Linked DNA regions of Mus musculus: region 2 is linked to region 1. A link is a loop called in an ENCODE intact Hi-C map of the cell type or tissue named here. Cell type or tissue: heart. All regions are shown on one strand. Links, peaks and the distances in the headings refer to the core of each region. The heading gives the core; the rest is flanking DNA. Region 1 has its middle 30 kb from the start of Nkx2-6. Region 2 has its middle 69 kb from the start of Gm31281.

Region 1 (2,922 bases), core at 164-2,663:
ACCTTCCACAGACAGCCAGCTCCCAGGATTCATCTGTTGTGTGGAATCAGGATTGTCCCATCCAAGTTGAAGGCCAGCAGCCCCAGGATCAGCTGTTAGGGGGGATACCTGCCATTGTTTGCCTTCTCAACACTGTCTGACATCCCCAAGGGTCTTCACTAACCACAATGCCCAGAGTATCTATCCTACCTGAGCAACCTCCACACGAAAAGTTTCTCCCTAATATTAAAAGTCTGAGTTCCCAAACTCTAGAGACTTACAGAGTGATGAGCAGTCAGGCATCGTTATCTGAGAAGATAGCTCTTCAGAGTTCTCACCATAGATGAGGGGAGAAGCATGGGAAAGATGGCTCACGTGGTAAGGGCACTGATAGACTTGAGTCCAAACCCCAGAAACTATGTGATGGATGGATGGATGGATGGATGGATGGATGGATGGATGGATGGATGGATGGAACTTGCCCTCTGATCTCCACATGGGCACACAGGCACTCTCATACACAAACTCATGCACACAGAAAAATAAAATAAAATGACACATGAAATAGATGCAAAAGGGGGAGGGCAGAATAGAAGCTTAATGGGTTGGCAGTATCAAATTAACTTGACTATGATCATCATTTTGTGTTGAATACATAGATCATCATCATCATGTTAAATACCTCAGATTAAAGCTGTACAATTTTCACTTGTGAATGGCTATCAGAAACCTGGAAGGACAAGAATTAAACATCGGTGGAGTTTCAGGTAGCTTATGGTGTCGCTGACAGCCTTTTTGATAAGGTCTTGATGACCCAGACAAGGAATGTGTCCTGCATCTCAAATTGAATGGAGACCAGATGAGAGGACATTTAGAGACTTGTAAAGGATGAGACTCTTCCTGGAATTGCCTTATTTAGAGAAAGTGTGAGGCAGAGAGTAAAAAGAAGAAGAGCATGGCTGCTAACAGACCCTGACGTTACCGCACTTCCTCTTCCTAAAGTTTTCAAAGGTTATCCCATGTAAATGTCAGCCACCGACCATGAGGACTCTTTGTGTACACAGAATTATACTGTTATGCCTGGAAGAAGGAGAGCCACATGTCACTCACATAAACAGCTCACCCGTGACAGCCCCACCACTGTAAACCGTTCTGAAATATCCCAGAGGTGAGGGTTATTTCCGGCAACACTCATCTCTGACGTCACTCCCTGCATCTGACAACTGTGACTTTTTCCACTGGACAATGGCAGATAACTTAGGCCTGGGGCAAAGGCTGGGAGCCAATAGCTTTCAAAGAGAAAAAAATAAAATAAAAGGGTGGGGGGAGATTCACAATTAACAAGGAGCGCCATCTAGGGGGCTTAGACAGTAAAACTCTTCTTCAAGCATAGACCAGCCTGGGAGTAGTACACCCACCCTTGATCGCACTTCTAGGAACCTAGACAGTTTTCCATTTTCCTGTGGGTCTCACTGGAAAAGCACACCTGAAGATGCATGGCTTGCACTGGATAGCCTTGCCAGAGTCCAGAAGACGGCTAATAAGGCACTGTAGAACAAGGTCTGCTTAGAGCACCTGGGAGCATATGAGGAATGTGACATGAGAAGTACTTCCGTGGTTCTAGGGCAGTAATTTTAAAAAAAAATGAACACGCATATTAGTAAGTTTTCCCAAGTGATCATTTTATAATTAGGATAACTAATAGTTCCATATTTGAGTATGAGATTCATCGCTACTTTTTATTTACATACTAGTTGTCTGTATCTGTGGGTTATGGTACCTTTTTAATACACGTGCAGTGTAATGAGAAAATTTGTCATCCATGCAAGAGTGAAGGTAAGCAGGATTTTCTTTTCTTTTTTTTAAGATTTGTTATATATGTCCGGCTGACTGCCTGTCAACTGTTACAGATGGATATCAGGATCCAGAGAGCATTACCCAGTATTTCCACATTCATGTGTCCCAGAACAAGAAGATGGGCAGGGACACATGGAAAGTGGTAGATACACACAGTTTAGTAAGGACCAGAAAGCTCACAGAGGAAAGGGGTGGGCTAGACCTAGCAGAAAGGGTAAGGTGTTCAGTGGCAGGCTGGAGAGGTGGCTTTGCAATTAAGTTCATTGACTGACTGCCCTTCAGAGACCTGGGTTCACTTTCCAACACCTACATGGTGACTCACAATCATTCATAATTCCATTTCCAGGGGATCTGACCCCTACTTCTGACCACTAAGGCACCAAGGATGCATGTGGTAGACATAAATCCATGCAGGTAAAATGCTTATATGTATAAAACAAAAATTTAAAGAAGAGGAGGAGCAGCAGCAGGAGGAGGTGGAGGAGCAGGAGGAGGAGCAGGAGGAGGAGGAAGAGGAGGAGGAGGAGGAGGATGTTGTTCAATGGCATCTTTGGCCTTTGTAGGTCATTTATTCTGTGCGTACTTTTTCTGAACATGCTGTTAGTTACAACGTTAACCTTGACAGGGTGGCATCTCCAGTCTGGTTTCTTTGTATGCTCATTTTGTCTCCACTCTGCACCCTGCTTTCCTGCTACAACACAATTGAAAATTTTGAAAGTGGTGAATAAATGCCTTTGTTTCTATGTCTTCCCTATCTCTGAAGAATTTTGATTATTAAATTATTTTATCTATTCGCACTCCAAATGTTGTCCCCCTTCCCCATCCCCCTCTCAGAGTTCCTCACCTCATTCCCCCTCCCCTTTGCTTCTAAGAGGGTGCTCCCACCCACCCACCCACCTACCCTTACCTCACCCCCACCCCAGTATGCCCCCTACAGGATTAGGCACACCCTTTCCCACTGAGGTCAGACAAGGCAGTCCTCTGCTACATATGTGCTGGGAGCCACAGACCAGCCCATGTATACTCTGATTGGTAGCTTTGTCTCTGGGAGCTCCCCAGGATCCAGGATAGTAGATTCTGTTGTTA
Region 2 (2,922 bases), core at 196-2,695, 410 kb before region 1:
CATAAACTTTAATAATTTTCTGTTTTAGGTCTCTTCAATGTTAGGAAAAAGTTGCTTCAGGCATTAGATAAACATATCCAAATCCAGAAAAAAACTCTAAACAGAGAAAGACCTTTGGCTGTACATCTACTTGCCACCTGTATAGGTGGGCCCAGATCAGATTAGCCTAGTAGAGCCTGGAGATGCATTTAGTCTCTGAGGTTTCTGTGATGAATAGGACGGTTTTAAGGCACAGTTCAACCCTCTGAGGGAGATAGCTGTATCCATCTTTTCTTCTCAAATCCCACGGAATGAAAGTTTGATGTCTGTTCATGGTTCACTTTATGAATTCTGAAGTCCAACCCCAGAGTGAATTGAAGATGGGTCCAAGTCCCCTCTAAATCCAGACAAAGACCTTAATGGACATGGCCACTGCCTATCCCACTACCCTCTTGAAGTTCATAAAAATTTTCACAACAACTTAGAAGTCAAGTTTCTTTCATCCTGCTTTATTTTATTAGATATTTACTTTATTTACATTTCAAATGTTGTCCCCTTTCCTGGTTTTCTCTCTGAAAACTCCCTCTCCCTCCCCTCCCTCTTCTCACCAACCCACCCACACCTACTTTCTGGCCCTGGCATTCCCCTACACTGGGGCATAGAACCTTCATAGGACCAAGGGCCTCTCCTCCCATTGATGATTGACTAGGCCATCCTCTGCTACATATGCAGCTAGAGCTATGATTCTCACCACTTTCTGGTTGGTGATTTAGTCCCTGGGAGCTCTGGGGGTACTGGTTAGTTTATATTGCTGCTCCTCCTATGGGGATGCTAACCCCTTCAGCTCCTTGGATCCTTTCTCTAGCTTCTTCATTGGGGACCCTGTGTTCAGTCCAATGATAGGCTTCTAGGATCCACCTCTGTATTTGTCAGGCACTTCATCCTGCTTTCTTTTTTTCCATTTTTTATTAGGTATTTAGCTCATTTACATTTCCAATTCTATACCAAAAGTCACCCATACCCACCCACCCCCACTCCCCTACCCACCCACTCCCCCTTTTTGGCCCTGGCTTTCCCCTGTACTGGGGCATATAAAGTTTGCGTGTCCAATGGGCCTCTCTTTGCAGTGATGGCCGACTAGGCCATCTTTGATACATATGCAGCTAGAGTCAAGAGCTCCGGGGTACTGGTTAGTTCATAATGTTGTTCCACCTATAGGGTTGCAGATCCCTTTAGCTCCTTGGGTACTTTCTCTAGCTCCTCCATTGGGAGCCCTGTGATCCATCCTTTAGCTGACTGTGAGCATCCACTTCTGTGTTTGCTAGGCCCCGGCATAGTCTCACAAGAGACAGCTACATCTGGGTCCTTTCGATAAAATCTTGCTAGTGTATGCCCATTTCCCAAACCAGTTGCTAAGCTTCTTCCCACAAATCCTAGCTGTGGCCACTGGGTGGCACTAAAAGACTTCTATCTGAAACTCCTGTCTGCTTTAGCTGCAAGTAGCTAAAATCTCCCCAAAAAGTCCATCAGTCAATTCAGGCAGGGATTATCAGTGTCCAGGATGGATCAGTTTGGCTCAGAGCACATACAGGAGGACCTTATGTTACAAAGTAAAGACCTGCACATTAGAACTGTAATTAAAGAGATTTTTCTAGATGCTTTCCAGAGTACCTAACATAGTTGCAAATTAGTCACATGAATGGAGCCAGAGAAATCTATAGATTTCCTCTCCAGAATGTTTAGTTAAATAGGGGAGGAGCAGCCAAACCCCTTTATGTTAATGCATTTGAATAAGGAGAGACTCACCATTTGGGCATCATTGAGACTGAAGAGATGAAATAAGGGATGAAGCACTGGCCACATACAATTTGCACAAGTTTCCCCTTGGAAGCCTCATATCACTTGTGACTGACTTCACTTCATCCTGCTAAGGTAATTACAATGCCCATTAATACTTAGTTTGTAAGTTTAAGTAGGAGTAGCAATCTGAGAAGGCTTATGCCCCACAATTTAATAAGCTATTTCACCCTTACCAATGAAAATGCCCCCAGTCCTGGCAGAAGACTCTGAAGGGAGAGAGTCCAAGAGGCTCTCAAACCCATTAGAGTCAGAAGTTTTTTGGTTGATGTAGGTGCTGAAGCCATGTTAGCCTCTTCTTTTGTGTAAAATTGCAGATGTTTAATCCATGAAGTCTAAGACTGCTGTGGTCTTTTTATAATCGCAAGTTAACACACTCTCAATAATATTTATAACAACTAGAGAAAGCACCCAAGGGACTAAAGGGAACTGCAACCCTATAGGTGGAACAACAATATGAACTAAGCAGTACCCCGGAGCTCTTGTCTCTAACTGCATATGTATCAAAAGATGGCCTAGTCGGCCATCACTGCAAAGAGAGGCCCATTGGACTTGCAAACTTTATATGCCCCAGTACAGGGGAAAGCCAGGGCCAAAAAGGGGGAGTGGGTGGGTAGGGGAGTGGGGGTGGGTGGGTATGGGTGACTTTTGGTATAGCATTGGAAATGTAAATGAGCTAAATACCTAATAAAAAATGAAAAAAATAATATTTATAACAATAATATTTGTCATCTCCTCTCTCTCTCCCTATCATTTTTAGTCAACCCTAAAAATACATTTTATCTGACTATATGAGTTGCCTCACTTCTTCAAAAACACCTCATCTTTTCCCCTGTCATCATATCCACTGCAAGGGGACTCAGCAAGGCTGTCTCCCCATTAGCACAGGTGGTCAAGGCATGCACAGGTACGCACAAACCAAGTGACCAGTTTGAACCAGAAAGCTAAACAAGTCACCTTGGGGAGAAAGGCCTGTCAACCTTGGTGGTCATCTCTAGCCCTTATGCCCATCATCTACAGCCATCCTGACCGGCGTCCTCAGCACTTCGGTAGCTGTGGAATATTCCAAATGATATCAGAAAAGTT

The links. Peaks named below come from ENCODE experiments on the same cell type or tissue, not always from the same donor. Only the 100,000 strongest peaks of a DNase experiment are listed, where the experiment ranks them.
Region 2: a loop joins it to region 1, with 7 times the contacts of the local background. A loop is called at or near these places in 27 of 42 quality-filtered maps.

Annotation. Positions count from the first base shown.
Region 1 is chr14:69,139,998-69,142,919 of GRCm38, forward strand. No RefSeq gene overlaps it. Among named protein-coding and RNA genes, the nearest start is that of Nkx2-6, 30 kb to the right of the region's middle. In heart, for the core only: a CTCF peak has its summit at 1,342 (motif pointing left); no DNase peak of the experiment used is centred there; H3K27ac peaks cover 391 bases.
Region 2 is chr14:68,734,518-68,737,439 of GRCm38, forward strand. No RefSeq gene overlaps it. Among named protein-coding and RNA genes, the nearest start is that of Gm31281, 69 kb to the right of the region's middle. In heart, for the core only: a CTCF peak has its summit at 1,432 (motif pointing right); no DNase peak of the experiment used is centred there.